2 separate regions of the Homo sapiens genome follow, and region 2 is linked to region 1. The links are chromatin loops, found by intact Hi-C in ENCODE. Cell type or tissue: A673. All regions are shown on one strand. Each heading gives the region's core, and the rest is flanking DNA. Links, peaks and the distances in the headings are about the cores only.

Region 1 (11,076 bases), core at 1,623-9,622:
CCACCGATCTCTAGGGAAGGGGAAAAATGCTACCAGTCTCTTTGAGAAAGCATAGCAAGAGTCACCTTTATTCCAGTTTCCAAAAAGTTCCTCATCGCCATCTGAGACCACCTCAGCCTGGATTTCATTGTCCATATCAGTATCAGCATATTGGTCAAAGGCATTCCACAAGTCTCCGGGAAATTCCATACTTTCCCACATCTATCTTCTTCTGAGCCCTGCAAACTTTTCTAACTTCTGCCTATTACCTAGTTCCAAAGTTGCTTCCACATTTTTGGGTATCTTTACAGCAACACCCCACTCCCAATATCAATTTCCTGAATTAGTTTGTTCTCACGCTGCTGTGAAGAAATACCCAAGACTAGGTAATTTATGAAGAGGTTTAAATGACTCAGTTTCTCACGGCTAGGGAGGCCTCAGGAAACTTAAAATCATGGTGAAAGTCACCGCTTCACAGGGCGCAAGAGTGAGAATGAGTGCCAGCAGAGGAAATGCCAGACACTTATAAAACCATTAGACCTCATGAGAACTCACTATCACAAGAACAGCATGGGAGATAACACCCCCATGATTCAATTACCTCCATGCGGTCCCGCCTTTGATATGTGGGGATTATTACAATTCAAGGTGAGATTTGAGTGGGGACACAGAGCCAAACCATATCACTAACCTTTCTTGGAAAGTCTTTAGCCTCTTTTTCCTACACTATTTTGTCCAACTGAAATGATTTGCTAGGTAGCACAAACATGGCAGTGTTCCAAGACACCTTAATTCATTCAGAGGTTTTAACAGTGGGTGATGGATTTGTTATCTTTTACTGCATAACACATTACTTCAAAACTTAGTGGCTTAAAATAACACATATTTATCATCTCACAGTTTCTGTGGGTCAGGAATTTGGACATAATTTACATGGGTCCTCTGTGTGAAGATTTCTTATGAGGCTTCACTGACGTTATCAGCTAGTGCTGAGATCTCATTTGACCTGGAAAGGATCCACTTCTAAGCTTACTTACATGGTTGATGGAAAGATTCAATTTCTCCAGGATCGTTAGAGGGAGGGTCTCATTAACTCCATGACTCACTCCTTAGAGGGGGCCACCCTAAGCTTCTTGCCAAATACAGCAATTTACTCCATAAAGGCCAGTGAGAAAGAAAGAGTTTGCAAACACAGTGGAAGCCATCATCTTATGTAATGTAATCAGGGTAGTAACAGTCTATTATTTTCGCCATCACTAAGATGTAACACACAGGTCCTCTCCAAAGTCAAGGGAAGAGAATTCCTACAGGGTGTGGATACAAAGAGGCAGCAACAATTGTGTCCGTCTTCCAAGCTGCCTGTCATAAATGCGATAGATACCCGTCGGCTTGATTTGATCTTTGTAAGCACGTGAGATTTAATTTGTACTTTGTCTTCTGTCTCTCTTAGGACTTCTCAGTTTAATCTTTTACCAGTTAGTATTGAAAAGAAATTACCTCTTTAAAATGGTAAATTCTTGGTTTTTAGATCTCAATCATTCTCTTTCACTACCACTTTCTAACTGGCTAATTACTGTGCAGTATCTTGCCACTTCAGCCAACTGCATCCAGCACACACTCCTAACGATCTGTTTCCAGTCTCTTCCCTAAGGCTGCTGTCCCATAAAAGTTCAGAGCCAAGAGAGAGTAGGTGGAACAGCATCAGCTCTCTTTGCTCCTGGATCCAAATGTAGCCATCTCCTCTACTATCCCCACACAAGGTGATACACGACATTTCTCCAGTACTCCAGACGCGCAGCAAGAGGTAAATTCCGTAAAATTCCAGATTGTGACACTTCTCTGCGGAGTATATTCTACCATCATCTTTTGAAGCCAACCATGAAGTGTCAGAGGAACCCCCTCTCAGCCCCACACAAGGAGGATATTCCTTTTTGATGCTATAATTCATTCAGAGGCAGGGAACCTTGCCCTAGAAAGCTGGTTATTACATCTCTTTTTATTATTCCAAATATGTAGCTTTTGGCATTAACCTTTGCACTTGAGAATTAAAAATCCCTTCTCTTCTCCTACCGTTTCATTCATAAAAATGTTTTGATTTTGAAAAACTGAGGACTCCAGTTTTATTGTGTGCTGGGATGTTTTCCTGGGTAAGTTCAACCTGCCTAAGCTGCTAGGATAGTTTGAAGAATGAAACAAGAAGATGAAAGAATTACTAGTACTGAAAAATAAAACATAAATTTGAAACATTGTCTCATTATGTGTGCTTTCTTTTATTTATGTTTCCCTTATCTCTTTGCTTTCTGTATTTTGCCTCATAGATTTTTTATGTGTCTTTAAATTATCTAGTGTTTTTGGAACTATATATTCCATTTTCAATTCTACTGCTTTGTTATCTTTTAGTTTTTCAAAAACATTTTAAGCTTTCTTTTCCTATAATTTTCACCCTCTCTACTAAAAGCCATTTTTAGGATTCTGTCTTGTTTTATCTTATATTCTTTTTATTTCACGTAGTTGCTCTTGATCTCCGTCCTCATCCTTTTTTTGCTCTACTAACTTGTAACTCTTGATACATAAAGGCCATAACTTACTGCAATTATTAGAGAATACCATCTCCCAGATACTTTCTTCTGCATGTCACAATAGATCATCTCTTGAAGTATGCTGTTCCTCTAATTAATCTTCATATTGTTTTTTGTTTTTTTGTTCTTCAATACTTGCTTGGCTCCGTGGTTTTATTTTTTCTTAATACTCATATTTGAATAATGTGAGATAATGACACTGGGGTAAATATTTTTCATAGGTAAGAGTCAAAAGATTGCCTTTCTGCTTATCTGGCCGGGGAGATACCAGGATCACAAAAGTGGTTTTCACAGGGTGAGGCTTATCCATTATATTCCAGATATGCTGACCCCTGTGATTTCCCCAATTGTGGGAAACTTGACTGCATAATTTGTGGTAGTGGTGGACTGCATTCATAATCTCCCACAGAGACTGTGATATCAATCTCTGATATTATGATATCACAGTTATCATAATTTATATGTCTGATATAAATTTTTAAAAGATTAAAAAAACCATTGCTTTCGGCCCTACTGTTTATGCTTCAATAAATACTTGAAAAGAAACTTGATATGTTCAACTCCAAGGGCAATTTTAGGTTTTAAACAGACTTTATATGATTGCTTACCTCTTCTATATGCTAAACCTTGCTCAGCATTATAGAATTTTATAGAATTACATGAAAAATTAGGATTTCTACCCTTTTCCTATACTATTGTAAACTTTTATGAAAAAGTTGTCTTCAGTGAGTAAAGTGTGATGACTAAACACCCTATCATTCTTAGTTTTTACCAAATTGTTATTTAGAATTTATATCTTATCAAGGAAAATCGTGTGTGTGTGTGTGTGTGTGTGTGTGTGGTGTGTGCATGTTGGAGGGAGGTATACACATGTGTGTGTTGGGGTTGTAGCCTGAATTTAAATACAGAACATACCCCAAGGGAGAAGAGGAATTTATGCCACAGTTCAGATTTGTATATTCTCTGAATCAGGCAACAAATGAGGGTTGAATGCATGTCTATCAATATTGTTTTCTGGATTACCTAGTGTAGTTGTATGAAGCTGAATATATTATTGCCTAATGGACTTAGGTCTCAATAGTATTTTTTTTTCCTTCAATTAAATTTCATCAGTCCTATATTTTTTTAAGTTCCTACAAGATTTTTGGCTTGTCTTTCAGCACTAATTTCAAGTTATTGATGTTTTAAATCTTTTTTGTGTCTTCCCAGTTATTTTGTGAGGAAGTGGAAGAGGATAACAAAGGCTCTTAATGAAGCCATTAAGCCTGCTTTCCCATGTATAATTATATGATTATATTTAAAATTATATTTATCTTCCTACTTACAACCCTACATTTTAAAAATAAAAAGTTTAGAATAATAAAAGTACATATTAGATACCTGAAAAATACCTTTGTAGAATGAATTGAAAATTCACAAAAGTCACATAGCAATGGGGCTACTGCCCACTTAAAATACTTAAATCAATCAAGAACAGTAGAATTAACTTGTCTCCGATCAGGCTTTGGCTCAAATATCAATGATAGTGTGCTTCAGGAAAACAGAAAGATGTAGTGTTAATACTAAAACAAATAATGTCAATACAATTGAAATGTGAATGACTGTGCAACATTAATTGGATTTATCTTCTATAAAATACATGAAAAATATTGGTAAAATTACATGATATTTCATAAACATAAAAGGTAACTCAAAAAGAGATGCATGTCTAACATATTCTTGGTTTCAATGATATTTTTGAATCATTTCCAATGCATGATTAATTATGGCAAAAATAAGTAAGCTTGGAGAGTAATTGAATCAGAACCTGTCTTCTAGATGTTTTGCTATCATACTTTGAATACTGAATATATATTTATATGGTTTTTGCTGCAATAATGAGATAATGGGTCACCTATTTTATTTTTTGTCTAAAATCAGCAAATAATAGACAGCCAAAATAAAGAATCCCCAAACAACGTATTAAGGGTGTCAAGGGATCTATACTTCAGAAGTTAAACTGTAGTAAAGATTTTCCTTTACTTATTTCATATCCACCACTTAAAGATATATATGACAATACACATCTTTCCAAGTAAGGTAATTTGGAATCATATGAGTAGAATATACCTCTTCCTAAATATCTTCTTGCAAAAATTTCCAAAAAAAATCATTGAAAATTTCTTTTGGAAAAGTATTGCTTGAGAAATACAGCTCCCCTGAATCCTATTTCTTCAAACAGCCTTGCCATTGTACCAGATGGAGAGAGATAACACATGTAATTTAGCAGTGTCAGGCTAACACCTCAATGTGTTTTTACAAAAATGGAAATCTTGCCCTCCCAGAAGACAGTAATAAATAACAGAAAAATTCAAAATAAGAATGATTAGGAAGCTCTTTTTATTGTAATTCTTTCTAAATTTGTATTTAAATTAAATTGCACATGTTATAATATATATGAAATAATTTTATATTTAAATTATATCTACAATTTAGAGATACAGTATTTAAGGATGCACTACAGTATTCCTATGTGCAGCAGCCAATTATGCTTGTTGCAATATAAAAGAATATTAACTTCTCATATATTATTGTAGCTAACAGAGTGCATTATTTTTTGACAAATGTGATATATTGTAATGGTTTCTGAGTGCCTCAAAATGAATATTCCATCAAAAAATTTTAAATTTTTATTCATTCAAGTATGAATTAATATGTACTATATTTTATTGGCCTTTTTGGGAACAGGTATGTATTTCTGCACTTACCTGAAATTTAATGTTGGCAATAAGACATGATATTGTGGTAGAAGTTGACAATAAATATCCTCTGTAGCCAACTGGATTTTGACACACAATTAAGGAGAACCTCACAGTGTAATTTCCACATAGATCAATAACATTAGATTTTCCACACAGTTCAGCCTCTGCTGATATAAATGAAGGCCTCATTTTAAATTAGTTCAGGTAAAATGGGATTGCTCAAGCAACATTTAGAAAAAATATCTTTCCTTAGCCAAATTGAAGTCTTCACATAAGAAAGATAAATATTTATGTATTAATTTGATCATAGATTAAAAAGAATTATTTTCACACAGATGGCTTATTTTACAAGAAAGGATAACTTTATAACATAAACTGATAGATTGGTGGAAGTTGTTCACTGACAGCAATGTACTTGGCTAATAGATAAAGTCTAGCTTTTTTGTCACCATGAATTCATTTATACATTGAAAAATCATCTAGGGACAAGGCATGAAGAAAGGATACAATGGGCCTATTCTAACAATAGATTCGATTTCTTTATTTTTGTGTCTCCATATTGTCACCAAATTCTCCTCTGAATCATATTTTATCTGTCTAAATTATACTTTTTTACTCAGATCCCACTTTATCTCCTCTATTCATTTCAGAGGCTCAGAGGGGAAAGGGGACAATTTGGTCATAAAATGGAGCCTTTTCAATTGGGCTATGTGACAATAACCTGGTATTATTGGAGAAAAAAAATGTTCTTGTAACCATTAGTTTGCAGTCCTAGAAGACTGAGTAAAAATCAACCATCACTTTTTTTTTAATGGATATTTTGACTGGATGAAAATGTCCTTTGTTATATGGTGCAAATTCCTGAGAACAATTTGATGAACCACTTCTCATTGCACAAGTCTTGTTCTTACCAAGAAGTTAATAATATTTATTCTTATGTAAAGCAAGAATTAAGTTCCAAAAATGTCTCCAGATTTTACTAGGACTGTAAACTTCTGGAGAGCAGGAATTCTGTATGACTGGTTTTTACACTCAACAGTATCAAGCACAATACTTTGCAGGTAAATATTAGATCACTTGATATATTTCTACCTTAAAATATTAAGTAACTTTTCTACCTTAAAATATTAAGTCTATTAATTTGGACATTCATACTTTCCTTCTTGGTGGAGATAATTATTCTACTGAAAAAAATTTTAAGGCAGAGAATATTATCAGTCACTTTCAAAAACAGGAAGGTTTAGGTTAAAAACAAATCTTAACAGACTGCATCACATCATACATACATGAGACAAATGCCTTAGACTACGTGTAATGAAAGATCCTTCTAAAAAAATTTCCAATTCAATTACGTAAAATTAAATTAAAAAGTTATAGTATAAATGCAAATTAAAATATCAAATACATACAGAATACAATATCCAATTTTTTATTATTAGATTCTACAGACTTTTTTTAAGTTTCTGTAAAATTTTCTAAATGCATACTCTGTACATATTTATTTCATCATGGACAAGTAACAAGGAGATCACAGGTGACACCAATCCCCTGACCACGCTTTGAGAAGCACTGTACTAGATTGACTTTCTAATGTCAGTCTTCATTTTCTAGCTCTGTTACAGCCATGGTCTCCATATTATCTAGTACAACACACATACAAATATGTGTGATACAGTATGAATATAATATAAAAATATGTGTTATAATATAAATATAATATTAAAATATGTCTTTATACTAGATAATAATACTTAATAACGTTGAGTGTTTAACTGCTCTAAGCACTTTACCTGCAGGAAACAGTTTTTTTTTTATTTTGGTGAAATACAACTAACATAAATTTATTTACAATTTTAAGCATTTTTAAGTGTATAGTTTAGTGGAGTTAATATATTCAAAATGTTGTGCAGCCGTCACCATCATCAGTCTTCATAACTCTTTTCATATTGTAAAATTAAAAGTTTATGCTCATTTAAAAATGACTCCCAATTTCCCCCCTCCTCAACCTCTGGAAACTACCATTCTATTTTCTGCCTCCGTAGTTTTGCCCACTCTAAGTACCTCACATAAGTGGAATTTGTCTTATTTGCCTGTTTGTGACCGGCTGATTTCATTTAGTATAATGTCCTCAAGTTTTATTCACGTTATATAGCATATGTCATAATTTTCTTCACTTTTAAGCTTGAGTAATATTTCATCGTATGTATCTCACATTTTGCTTATCCATTCATCTCTCAGTGGACACTTGAGTTGCTTCTACATTTTAGCTGTTGTGAATACTGCTGCTATGAACATGGGTGTATAAATATCTCAAGACCTTTTTATCAGTTTTTTAAAATATATACTCAGTAGTAGTTTAGCTGGATTATATGGTAATTTTATTTTTAATTTTTGAGGAACTGTCCTACCCTTTTATTCAATAGTAGCTATACCAATTGACAATTGGCATTCCTACCAACAGGGCATAAGGGTTCTCAATTCTCCACATATTCCCTGATACTTGTTATTTTCAGGTGTTTTTTTTTTTTTTTTTTTTTTATGGGAGCCATGTTAATGGGTGTAAGGTGATATTTCATTATAGTTTTGATTTGCATTTCCCTAATGATTAGTGATGTTAAGCATCTCTTCATGTGCCTATTGGCCATTTGTATATCTTCTTTAAAAATATATATATACTCATTCCTTTGCCCATTTTTGAATTATGTTTATTTTTTGTTATTGAGTTTCAATACTTTTCTATATAACCTAGGTATTAATCCTTTATCAGACTTAAGATTTGCAAATATTCTCTTTCATTCCACAGGTTGCTAATTCTCTCTGTTGGTAATATCTTTTGATGCTGTTGTGTCCAGAATTGATTCATTCCTGTGGGTTCTTGGTCTCACTGACTTCAAGAATAAAGCTGCGGACCCTAGTGGTGAGTGTTACACTTCTTATAGATGGTGTTTCCGGAGTTTGTTCCTTCAGATGTGTCCAGAGTTTCTTCCTTCCAATGGGTTCATGGTCTTGCTGACTTCAGGAATGAAGCCGCAGACCTTCGCAGTGAGGTTTACAGCTCTTAAAGGTGGCGTGTCCAGAGTTGTTTGTTCCCCCTGGTGGGTTCGTGGTCTTGCTGACTTCAGGAATGAAGCCGCAGACCCTCGCAGTGAGTGTTACAGCTCATAAAGGTAGTGCGGACACAGAGTGAGCTGCAGCAAGATTTACTGTGAAGAGCAAAAGAACAAAGCTTCCACAGCATAGAAGGACACCCCAGCGGGTTCCTGCTGCTGGCTCAGGTGGCCAGTTATTATTCCCTTATTTGGCCCTGCCCACATCCTGCTGATTGGTCCATTTTACAGAGTACTGATTGGTCCATTTTACAGAGTGCTGATTGGTGCATTTACAATCCTTTAGCTAGACACAGAGTGCTGATTGCTGCATTCTTACAGAGTGCTGATTGGTGCATTTACAGTCCTTTAGCTAGATACAGAACGCTGATTGCTGCGTTTTTTACAGAGTGCTGATTGGTGCATTTACAATCCTTTAGCTAGACACAGTGCTGATTGGTGGGTTTTTACAGAGTGCTGATTGGTGCGTCTTTACAGAGTGCTGATTGGTGCATTTACAATCCTTTAGCTAGACACAGAGTGCTGATTGGTGCGTTTATAATCCTCTAGCTAGACAGAAAAGTTTTCCAAGTCCCCACCTGACCGAGAAGCCCCACTGGCTTCACCTCTCACTGTTATACTTTGGACATTTGTCCCCCCAAAATCTCATGTTGAAATGTAACCCCTAATGTTGGAACTGAGGCCAGACTGGATGTGGCTGGGCCATGGGGATCTATCCGTCATGAAAGACTTAGTGCCCTCTCCACAGTAATGAGTGAGTTTCCACTCTATAAGTTCATGTAAGAGCTGGTTGTTTAAAAGAACCTGGCATCTCCCTTTTGCTCCCTCTCTCTTGCCATGTGATGTGCCTGCTCCCCATTTGCCTTCTGCCATGATTGAAAGTTTCCTGAGGCCTCACTAGAAGCAAATGCTGGTGCCGTACTTCTTGTACAGCCTGCAAAACTGTGAGTGAAATAAACCTCTCATCTTTATAAATTTCCCAGCCTCAGCTATTTCTTTATAACAACATAAAACAGATTAACACAGATGCACAATTTTTAAAAATTTTATAAGAAAAAATTTGTCTCTTTTTTCTTGTGTTATCTGTGCCTTTGGTATCATATCTAAGAAAACACTGACAAATCTAATGTAGTAAATCTTTTGCCCTATATTTTCTAGTAAGTTTTTTTTTAGTTTTAGGTCTTACGTATATACTTTTGATCTATTTTGAGTTAATTCTTGTACATGGCTTTAGATAAAGATCTATCTCCATTCTTTTGTATGAGCATATCTGATTTTCCCAGCACTATTTTTTGAAAAGACCGCCTTTTCCCTATTGCGTGGTTGGCAACCTTGCAAAAGATTATTTGACCATATATATGAGGCTTTATTTCTGAGCTTTCTATTCTATTCCGTCTGTCTATATGTCTGTCTCTATGCAGTACCACACTGTATTGATTACTGTGGATTTGTAGTGAGTTATAAAATCTGGAAGTATGAGTTTTCCACACTTCTTTTTCAAAATTGATTTGGATATTTGGCATCACTTGAGATTCCACTTGAATTTTAGGATTTTTTTTCTATTTCTACAAAAAACATCATTGAGATTTGTATAGAGATTACATTGAATCTATAGATTGCTTTGAGTAGCACTGCTATCTTACTAATATTACGTCTTCTAATTCATGAACATAAAATGTGTTTTCATTTATGTTTTCATTTATTTCTTTCAGCAATGTTTTGTAGTTTTCATTGTGCAAGTCTTTTACCTCTTTAAGTTGTCAAATATTTTACAGTTTTTGATGTTATTGTAAATAAAATTGCTTAATAATTTCTCTTTCAGATTGTTCATTGTCAGCATATAGAAATGCAATTGATTTTCACTTGTTTGTTTTGCATCCTACTATTTTGCCGAATTTATTTATTAGTTTTCAAGTTTTTTTGTGTGTGTGGACATGTAAGTTTATATACTCTGTGAATGGTGATAATTTTACTTCTTCCTTTGTAATTTGTTTGCCTTTTATATGTTTTTCTCGTCTGATTGCTCTGGCTAGAATGTCCAGTGATAACTATGTTGACTAAAAATGGTAAAAGTGGTTATCCTTGCCTGGTTCTTCATCTTGGGGGAAAAACTTTTAGTCTTTTACTGTTGTGATGTTTACTGCAGGTTTTTAACATATGCCTTTAATTATGTTGAGATATTTCAGTCTATTCTTATTTTGTTGAGAATTTTTATCATGAAAGGATGTTGAATTTTCTTGAAAGCTTTTTCTGTGTCAATTGAAATAATTATGTGTTTTTTTCTTTATTCCATTAATATTGTATATTACATTGATCAATTTTTGTATGTTGAATTATCCTTGCATTCCAGGAATAAATTCTACTTGCTCATTGTGTATAAAACTTTCAATATACTGCTGAATTTGATTTTCTGTTTTTTTGGTTGAGAAATTTTAGGTAAATGCTCATAAGGAAAATTGATCTGTAGTTTTCTTGTAGTAATTTCATCTGACTGGTATTAAGATAATGTTGGCCTTATAGAATGAGTTTGGAAGTATTACCTCCTATTCAATTTTTAGAAAAGTTTGAGATGGACTGGTTTAATTCTTTAAATGTTTGGTAGAATCATCAGTGAAACTATCACATCTAGGACTTTGCCTGAAAATCTTTGATTGTTGATTCAATCTCCTT
Region 2 (11,076 bases), core at 1,739-9,738, 110 kb before region 1:
ACCTAAAATCACTCTGGTTTCAGTAATTTAAAGATATTCTCTATATGGTTTATTAAAACACTTTCCTTAATTAGTCATTACTTAACCTTCACTATATCCTAAGTATCTCATTCTTTAGCTCTATAAAAACTGACATCATACCTATGTGGCTATTTTGGCTGTATTCTAAATGGATTTTTCCTTTCATTTTATAGGTATCCTAAATTTGGGACCATTATTCTCTTGATTTCATTACTTTAGCAGGTGCTATGCCCAGGTTTTGGCTATCTAGCTTTGTTCAGGGCAGGTTTTCAGAAGCAGGAGGGAAAAAAGTAGTTTAATGCAGACCAGGCACCTGCTGTCAAATAAAATCAACATGGAATAAATCATCCCTGCCTGGGAGGAAAAATTTTAACTTTCCCTTGGCTGTCTGCAGAGCATAGCACAGCACCTGAGACATCATTATTGGACTGCTTTTTTCAAAGGGCGCTATTGCCCTTTGATATCTAATGCCAAAACATTTATGCCATATCTGGGATTTGTAAGACTTACTTTGGATACTGGTTGGTGTGACAATGTTTGTGCTTATTTTATTATTATTTTCCTCTTACCCATCATTTCACATTTTTCACTAAGTTTAATGACACATTTTTAGCTACACAAATTACATGTATATCAAGATTTTAAAAAATAAGTAGTAATGTGTTTTGCTAAGATTTCATGAAAGTCACATGGTTCATAAAATGAGAAAACTGTATGAGCCAGTTGGCAAAAATATACTCATTTCAAAATGTATGGAAAATAACTTGTTCACAGAATAGATTCTTATCCCTTTTATTGAACCACTTAACATGTAGTGATAATTATTCAATTTTTGAATGGGCACCTACTATGTAAAACCCTTTTCCAGGCACAATGAGATTTAAGATGAAGAGTAAGAGTCTAACCCACCCCCTAGATATTTATAATACAATGTGATCAGGAAAAATAATATACGCATATTCATATGTGAATTTTAAGACAAATAATGTAAAGGCTATGATCCAATGTTTCTCAAAGTTTGTTTCTCAAATTGCAGCATCAGCATCACCTGGGAGCTTATTAAAAATGCATATTCTCAAGTTGCATCTCAAACCTACTGATTCAGAAAGTAGAGGATGGGGCCCAGAAATCTGTGTTCTAACAAGTCCTCAGGTGACTCCGACGCATGAATTAGTTTGAGAATTACTGTGCAATGCAGTTATAAACAAGGTGTTCAGGAAGTAACACAGAGTTGTTTTCTTTTTATTGAAAGGGAGGTATTAGTCCATTTTCGCACTGCTATAAAGAACTACCTGAGATTGGGTAATTTATAAAGAAAAGAAGTTTAATTGACTCACTATCCTGTATGGTTGTGGAGGCCTCTGGAAAGTTATAATCATGGTGGAAGGCAAAGGAGAAGCCAGGCACGTCTTATGTGTTGGCAGGAGAGAGAGAGAAAGAGAGAGAGGAACCACTACGCACTTTTTTTTTTTTGAGATGAGGTTTCACTCTGTCACCCAGGCTGGAGTGCAGTGGTGTGATCTCAGCTCACTGCGACCTCTGCCTGCTGGGTTGAAGTGATTCTTATGTCTCAACCTTCCAAATAGCTGGGATTATAGGTGTGTGGCGCCATGCCTAGCTCATTTTTGTATTTTTTTACTAGTGACAGTTTCGTCATGTTGGCCAGGCTGGTCTTGAACTCCTTACCTCAAGCGATCCACCTGCCTTGGTCTCCCAAAGTTCTGGGCTTACAGATGTGAGCCACTTCGCCTGGCCCTGCCACACACTTTTAAGCCATCAGATCTCATGAGAACCCACTCATGAGACAGCACTAGGGGAATGGTGCTAAATCATTAGAAACCACCCTCATGATCCAATGACTTCCACCAGGCCCCACCTTCAATACATGGGGATTACAATTTGAGATAAGATTTGGGTAGGGACAAAGAGCCAGACAGTATCACAGACTTTCAAGGGAAATTAAGAAAGGAATGAATATCTATTGAATGCTCCTATGTGCCAGAGCAATTGTTTTATTATTATAGCAATCTATAAAGTTACTTTCAATTTACAGAAGAGAAAAGTATCACAGACTTTAATAAAATTGCCCAAGGTCACACACCTAACTCTTGATCAAGAAAGGAGCTGAAACTGTGTCTATTCAAAACTCAGTGAGAAGAGATACAAGAAGGATGGTTTTACTGAAATGTAGTTTCACCAGCCTCATAGGGACTGCGGTATTCATAATTCTAAGATGGACCCCAAGATTCTTAGCTTCTGCTAATATACATACCTTCTCCCAATGGTTCAAACAATATCTAGGCACTGCTATAAAGGGATTTTAGAGATTTAACTAGGCCTAAATCAGTTTACATTAACATAGGGATATTATCTGGGCAAGCTGACTAATCCCAACAGATCTTTACATCTGGGTTAAGAAGTCAGAAAAAGATGAAATCAGAAATTGGAAGCATGAAGACTCAATGCAGTGTTGCTGGTTTGAAGACAAAGAAGATTATTTGGCAAGAAATGGAAGTGGTCTCTAGTAGCTGAGAGTGGTCCACTGTTGGTAGCCAGCAAGAAATGGGAAATTCATTCATACAGTCACACAAAAATAAATAAATTATGTCTACAACTGGTTAACTTGGAAGAAAACCCTGATCCTCAGATGGGAATAATAGCTCCAGCTGAAATCATGATTTAAGCCTGACAAGACCCTGAGCAGAGGGCCCACCTACTTTACCTGGGCTCCTGACCCTCAAAAAGAATGAGGTAGTAAGTTTTTGATGTTTTAGGCCACATGGCTTATAGTCATTTGTTAGGTAGTAATATAAAACAAATACAGATTTTGGTATGAAAAGTGGTGTGCTGCTATAATAAATAATTAAAATATGTGGAGTACATACTTGGAACTGGATAGTGGGGAGAGAATGGAAGAATTCTGAGGCATATGGTAGAGGAAGCCTATATTCCCTTGAACAGTTAGAAGAAATGTGAACATGAAAGACACTAACGGTGAAGGCTTAGAAGGAAATGAAGAGCATGATAGAGAAATCCCAACTGGCTTTGGACAGATTGCAGGTGGAAATCTTGAACTTAAGGATTCTGATGGTGATGCTCACAAGGAAGTTATGAGTATGTTACTGGAAAGTGAAGGAAGGGAGATCCTTGTTAGGTAGTGGCAGAATGTAGAGCAAAACTATATTCTGCAGCTATCTGGAAAGCAGAACTTTTAAGTAATAAATGCAGCTGTATAGATAAGGAAATTTCAAGCAAGGTGCAAAAGGTTTTTCTCATTTCTTCTTGTCACTTATGGTAAAATTTGAGAGGAGAGACAAAAATTACGGAAAAAACACATTAAACAAAATCAATTGTTAAGCAAGTGTCCCCTGCAGGAAAAGATACAGTAGAGGGGTTAGCCGGATGCTGTGTGATACACATACATAGGCAGAACACTGGAGCACATGCTGAATCTGAAAGAGGGAAAGATATTCCCACACAAGGTCATAAGTCCAGTACAGGATGTGAGGACTCTATCTCTTGGTTGAGTTGCAAGCTCAACTCCTATTCTTATACGGCCGAAAGAGGGTCCAAAGACTGAAACACATCAGACTGCCTTCCCAAATTAAACAAGGATCTGATGATTGGGGAAGTGTGTAGCCTATCCATATGGTGGAAGATTCTAAAATTAAGATATTGCTTCCAAAATATGGCATAGAGTAAAAGACAAGGCTGTGGCCATATAATTGTTTGCTAAAACCTTAGAAAGAAAAAAAAGTCAGTCACAGGAAAGGATATTTTAAAAGATTAAGAGTATGCCTTACAGATCCTCTCAAACAGACTAGATCACCTGTAGGAAGCTTAAGAGAGTTGGCTCCTGACCATTGCAGCAGGAGCACAAAAAAAAAAAAAAAAGGGTGGGGGGTAATCTCCAAAAGATGATTTGTAGCTGTGGCTTTTGTTTAATAGCGGGAAATCAGGAAATCCAGCACAATTCCCAGAAGATTGATATATTTCTTGAGAAAATTATATCAACAAAAATACATCCAGGTTGGATTGAAAAGGACAGAGAAAGTAGGAAATGAAAAGAAGCTACCATATATCTGAAATTCCACTGTGTAGAAGCAGGCTGATGAAACTGCTTAATTGCAAATGCTTGCTGTCTTTAATGACTACAGAAGGATGACTCAGAATGTGAAATCAAGAGCCCCGATTATGACGCTGAGAGCCATAAAGGATTGGTCCCAGGCCTTGAAGCCGGATCAAGGAACTCTGGCCTAACTGGATTTCAAAATTGCTTTGGCCCAGCGACTCCTTTTACTTTGCACTTTTATCTTTTTTGAAATAGAATGTCTATAACTTTAACGTATGCCAATTCCACTGTTGTTGCAAGGAAACATAATTTAGGCGCATGATTTTATCTTCAGTTTCATAGGTCCACAGATACAAAGAAAATCTGACCCAGGATGGATTATAACCTGGGGTCTGATCAGTCCTAATTTCGAGCATTTAAATGTTAAATGGTGAAATTTAGATTTAATAAATGATGAAATGTTAGATTTGAGCTGCCACTATAATGGAATGAGATTCTTGGAAAGCTTAGGAAAGGATGAGTCTATTTTGCATTTGGGAGATACATGAATCTTTTTTGGGAACAGAGGACAGACTGTGTTAGGCAGAATTTTAAGTGACCTCAGAGATTTCTGGACTCTGGTGTACACATGCCTTCTCCCATTATTCAATCAAATATTCATCTAGCTACTGCTGTGAAGGGATTTTTCATACATAATCAAGAACCTAAATAGTTTAGTTTTCTTCTAAACTACATGGCAAAGACAAAAGAGTATTTTTAAGTAGATTATTTGTTGAATTAAAGTTGTTTTGAATAACAAAGTTAAATAATTGATATAAAGTGACCACTGTTCTCCTAAATTAAATATTATTTGCTTTCTTTTATGTAGTCCTAGAATTATCATGTAAATTACTACACTTCAAAAGAATCCCTCAATTTGTCAAATGATAAGATAATCATTACCTCTGATTATTCTTTTGTCTGAAGAGTCTGATGTGCCTCCCATTCACTTCTAGGTCACCAGTATTAATCTCAGATGCCTTGTTTTTTCTATTTTTTTCTTTTCTCTGTTCCTTTTTGTTTTACGTAGTTGTCCCTGGAATTTACTTTGAGCCCAGTTATTTTAACTTAATCTATAGTTTTTGAAAATAATGTTACATTTCCATAGATTCTATTTTAAACACTTTTACGGTATATCTTTATTTATATAAACAATGTAGACATTTTATTTTAGACTATCTTTGGTGTGTCAGAACTTTTGGGCATTCATTAGAATAGATATGTACTCAGTTTCTCTGGGTATTTGTGGTAGTCAGTGCTAATAAAAGGGCTCTTACGTAATAAAAATTTCACTTTTCTGGGTATCACAGCGATACAGTCCAGGCCCATATCATATATAAACCTAGTGCCAGCAAAAGAATAAGAGCTAATTGTTCTGAATGGAACCATAAAGTCTGTCACCACATGAATTGGTGACCGGATTTGTTCTGCTGAAAGATCCATCAGTGAATTGGACTATCAATTTAAATTTGACTGAATTCAAACCAGATGACCTTTATAAAAGCCTCATGGGCACTATTGGGGAGGAAAATGAAAGAGTAGTATAGAACTTCAACTGCCACATTATATATAATAATGATTTTAACTACTTTATTCTAAATACCAAATTCCAGATTGTTGTAGACTCCTTTGAATATATGGCTGAGAACTTCACTTTAGAAAAGATATAAAGTCCTCAATATTACAAGGTGAAACTAATTTTCCAAACAGAACTCACCTAAAAAGGGTTACTATTTCAAGCTGAACACTGCTTCTTCCTTTGCTTTGACTTTTCTCTGTGAAGTTGAAGTTATTTAAACTTCACTATATGTTGGTAATGCTAAGATTGATTCCATTTCATTTAGTGATCCTTATTTTGGAATAACGTTGATTTTTTTCTGCAACATGAATGGGGTATTTGCAATTTCTGAGATAAGGAATAGTTCAAATGAGAGCAGGAGTGAGAAAGGTCTAAGATAATTTAATTAACAAATATTTATTCCTAACCAAGTTCACCAGCTGAAATAGAACTAATAGCTATTGATATTCTAAACTTATTCATAATCTTACCAAATGGACATTATCGAAATTGTATGGGTTTTACCTCCACAATATTCTTTGCTTTGGACACATCATTACTTTATTAATTGTCCTTTTGCTGTATATAATGTATGCATGGGTACACATATATGCACATGCATTCTATTTGTCATGCAGACTCTCTAAAGCAACCCAAGAAATGTCAGCAGACCTCCTGGAGGCAGGAAGTGAGACTCATTTCAATTTCAAACTACATTAATTCTGAATGAAATCAAAGCTATTCTCACATTTATTATGGCAACCTGGTACAAGTGAAAAATTGCAGAATTTTAATAAAGCCATTTCCATTGGTTTCCTTACATTCCTGCAAACTCATAAATCAATTTCTGTCAGCCTTTACAAATTTATCAGTTCTTATGAGTAAACGTGACAGCCAAATACTATTTAAATCTATAAAGCTATATCTCTGTTAGTGAGCTAAATAAAGTGTTGGCCTCAAAGATGCCCTCTTTGTTATTTAGAGTTTATTTATTTCTAGCTCATTTAAACTATCTGAAGCAACAGGAAATATTTTACCCAGAGCAACAAAAACAACAAAGATTAAGTCAAAAGTCTATGTTTCTTTAACGGTCGAGTACAAAATAAAATTAAATTGAAAATCAAGTTAAAGTAAGAAAAGCAAAATGCTTTATTCAATTTTTTAAAAGAAGGGAAAAAAAACCTATGCATGTGAATTATACTGTAAAAAAATACCTCTTAGTATCTTTGAAATTTACTCTTTAGATCCTTAACACCTTTGCATACACATGGTAAACATTAATTTCTGGGTAATAAAAATGTGATTTAATGCCACATTCACAGCTTTATGCATATTCCAAATGTCTCAGCAGACTAATTAGAAGTATCACATTTTATGGAATGAGCATTCCTCCTTATTTTCTTGGTCTCTAACTACTGTGTAAAATTTAAATAAATGAGGTATGTCTACAGCAGAGAGAAAGGTGGAGAAAATGCTAAGTAGAACTGTAGTTAGGCTAATAAGGTGAATGTTTTGGGTCTATAATTTTTGCACCAACAAAATTTCTTTAGAAGGGTCACAGTCAGAAAGTGAAGATAATCAGACAAGTAAGATTTCTGAACATTACAGAATTTATGACATTATCCAAAGCAGTAACTCCTCAGGCCAGTTGAGTAGATGTTAAGAAACAGTCAATAGTCCTAATTTGTGTCTATTATTTCTTACTGCCAGTCAGGTGGCTTTGTAATTGAAATGCTCAGTAATAGTTTTCTACCTAAATTCTAATGATGCCCTTTATAATTCTCTTTTTAATGCAGTTCCTGAACTTTAGAAAGGTTGTTCACTGCCAAATGTCAGTTCATTGTGAAGTGCTGTATTGGAAAACCTCTTGGTTTTTAAAAAAGATGAAGTATTGTTCATTATGCCTGTTGAAAATTGCATTGTCCAATCATATGCTAAATTGTTGATCAGTTGTCTCCTATCAAATAACAGGTAGAAAAAGATTAATAACTTATTTTCTAATTTAACAAATATGCCATATGTAGAATATTTGAAAATAATATTTTAAAAGAAAATGCACAATTTATTAAATTACAAAAGCTTATCATAAAAACTTTATGGTCACTTAATTTGTGAACTCTAGTAAAGAATTATTATCATAGAATCACCATTAAAATGATCAGGTAAAATTTATCATCATCACTTTCCATCCAATTCATACCTTCTGGAAATAATTTTCTCCTTTTCTATTTTGGAATCAAAGATCTTTTTGCTCATCCTGCTTTTTTGATTGATTGTTAAAACATGTGAACCCAGAGTTTCTGAGATATACAAGTTAATAATTAAATTTAGTTTTTAATAAAAAGAACAAAAAAAACCACAGAATTTTTCAGAGTAAAAAAATTATTTTTATTCAATTTGTTATTTAAAAATTGGATGGCAATTGGACAACTTCAAAACTATGTCCCACAATGAGCAAATATAGTTTAAATATAGTTTAAATTTAGTGGGAGAGACTGAAAAATGCGTGTATTTTTGACATCTGGATATTGATTAAGATTAAGATCCCTAAAACTAGAAGATCAAAACGAAAAGCCAACTAAAATTTTATTTATCCTATTATGGAGGAAGTTTAATATAATTTATTCTGTTTATACCTATTTAACTGATATGTTAATTTACAAACATATTGAACAAAGGTACATGTGTCTCTTGGGATTTGCAGCTTCGGGAGATTAAGAATTTTAGATTTGCTTTTCTTACGGAGCTCTGTCAGAAGTCGTTTATGGGTAAATTATTCTGATTAGGACTAGACGGTTTCTCAGGAATGCCATAAAATAAATCTAAATGTCTCAGCTGTGTTTCTGGTCCAGCAACACCCTCATTAAAGAAACACCACACAATTGCTATGTTGGCAGCCTTGATTTTAAACACCACTCTAGGTTGCACGTAAAAGAGAATAAATTACCTTCTTATTCTTCTAAAAGTCCATAGTGCTTGTAATTTAGTATTGAGAGGCACTCTGAGAACAATGTCCAGAAGCATAAACTACTTCTCCCATAAGGGTATGATACCTGTGAAACAGATGTCATTAACCACAACTCTCAATTTTTCATGTTTTACAGGCAAAGCCAAATATTTTAGGAATTATGTAACCACTCTTAATAAGTGATAAGTAAAAATACTCCCAAGTTAAATTTCATTTCCAGTTTCAGAGGACTTCATTATCCTTAGAAAAATCAATAATCAGAATATGAGAGAAAAAGAAAACTGAATTTGAAAGCTCAAGACACTAAAAAATTAAGATTTCAGTGGGGCTTCAGTCATGTCATATATCAATTACAATATTTTTCTGTGGTGCTGATTCCAAAATACAGACTCTCTAGCCTATGTATTTAACTGAGACGATCCCTTAGGGTTTGAAAATATGAGAAACTGGCTCTGTCAGAATGCAGACTGCTTAGAGGTAAATGTTCAGTATCAAATCTGCTCTTATTTTTAAAATGTGGCTTTTGGAATAGTTGTTTACCGCTTATTATGATGTTGCCAAGTGTCATTTGTGCTGAACTGCTTTAAAAATATGAAGAATTATATGTCTCAGAGCTAAGAAAAAATACTGGATGTGAATAAAATACTTTGCCCTAAAATCCCATTACGAAAAATGGACAAATTTTGATTACCTATGCACATGCCATGGATTCACATGATAAAGGACAGAAAACAAACATAGTTTCTTTGCATCATCATAAGATAATCCACAAGTTACGTGGATTTGTATAAAATTTTATTTTAGTAAATTGACCTCATTGACTTTGTTCTCGTTATCATGATGACAGAATCATTGAACTGATTGAAATATTTGACAATACATGCTTTTAGCATTTTGATTCTTTGTTCAGATGAGGAAGAAAATGTTCAATTCAGTTTAATGTACATTTAATGAGCACTTACTCTGTTGCAGTCACTATATCAGACACTGAGATGCATAATGAATAAACTAGAGACTTTATGTATTCATCTAGTTATTGCATGTTCAACTCTTATGGACTTTCCAACTAAGAACAATAACAACAAAAATCAAAACAAATTAATCAAAACAAAAATCTTCAAAAGTCATCCCAAACATAAAATAATTGAGTTTCAACACAAATATTTCCTTTTCTTTCTCCCACCCACTTTTCACTGTAATTCTCACTGTATAAATAAAATTACTTAAAAGTTTCCCAGTCGAGAAACAGAAGCAATGAAAATTAGGTAATTTATTCAGTGTTTCCAGAAGCCACTTAAAATTAGCAGGTGTGGGAGAAGAAATACAGATCTCTGGCTTTGTATTGAATAGAAGAATTGGATTAAAAGACTATGCCCTAAATCTGGCTCCAAAGCCTCCCATTTTTGTAATTTGGTACAGTTGTGTGACTTTGGAAAAGTCACTTAAATTTGTAGCACCTTAACCAATTCACCTGTAAAATGACGTATAATACCTTTCCTTTCTAACTTACAAGGTCAAAATGCTGATTAAATGAAATAGTATACATACGGAAACACAATTCAATATTCTCAGTTTTGTAATTAATAGATATTTAATGCAAAATCGCTTGCAGAAATTAAAGGTTTCTCATATTAAGAAATGCCAAACATTCTGAATTGTCAAAAAATGGGCACTGCCAGGTGCAGTGGCTCATGCCTGTAATATAAGTGGCTTTGAGACTCTGAGGCAGGAGGATCATTTGAGGCCAGGGGTTTGAGAGAAGCCTGGGAAACATAGTGAGAACCCCAGCTCTACAAAGTTTTTTTAAAAAATTAGCTGGGCATGATGGTGCACATCTGTAGTTTCAGCTACTCAGGAGGCTGAGGCAGGAGGATCACTTGAGCCCAGGAGTTTGAGGCTGCAGTGAGCTATAATTATGGCACTGCACTCCAGCCTCAGTGACAGAACAAGACCCTGTCTCAACAAAAGACGTGGGACACCAGATGAAGTTATTAAATTTAATAGATACGGTAGTTAAAGTGATATTTTCACTTATCCATGTTCAAAAACCAATTTTCTGAGTTTGTTTTTGTTTGTTTCTTTTTATAACAAAGGCTTATACTCTTAGTTAAAGCCCCTTTTGGGATATGCTATATTAATGCTCTGAATAACACTCTGAAGATTTTTTATAAGTTTCAAGAGCTGATATTTTGAAAATGTCTATATTCTAGAACCTGGTGGACAAAGTAATACATCCAGCAATAGAAGTAAACCCTGCAAATGAAATGGTCTTTCAAAGATGCCAAAGCATTATTGGTGCCCTTATGGAGTTGACAGGAAGCCAAAGCTGAAGAGCATATTTTAATCACTTGATTTAATTCGATTACCACTGTAGCTATTATAAGAAAACGATTTCCAATTCTGTGAAGAAAGGCATTG

The links. Peaks named below come from ENCODE experiments on the same cell type or tissue, not always from the same donor. Only the 100,000 strongest peaks of a DNase experiment are listed, where the experiment ranks them.
Region 2: it touches region 1 in a loop (2.2-fold over the local background); 1 of 110 quality-filtered maps calls a loop at or near these places.

Annotation. Positions count from the first base shown.
Region 1 is chr5:104,096,072-104,107,147 of GRCh38, forward strand. It overlaps NIHCOLE (ncRNA involved in NHEJ oncogenic ligation efficiency), which reads left to right. Exons shown (of 3, transcript XR_001742526.3): 3 at 8,103-9,381. It also overlaps the pseudogene RNU1-140P. Among named protein-coding and RNA genes, the nearest start is that of NIHCOLE, 21 kb to the left of the region's middle. In A673, for the core only: no CTCF peak of the experiment used is centred there; no DNase peak of the experiment used is centred there.
Region 2 is chr5:103,986,793-103,997,868 of GRCh38, forward strand. No RefSeq gene overlaps it. Among named protein-coding and RNA genes, the nearest start is that of NIHCOLE, 89 kb to the right of the region's middle. In A673, for the core only: no CTCF peak of the experiment used is centred there; a DNase peak (open chromatin) is centred at 6,429.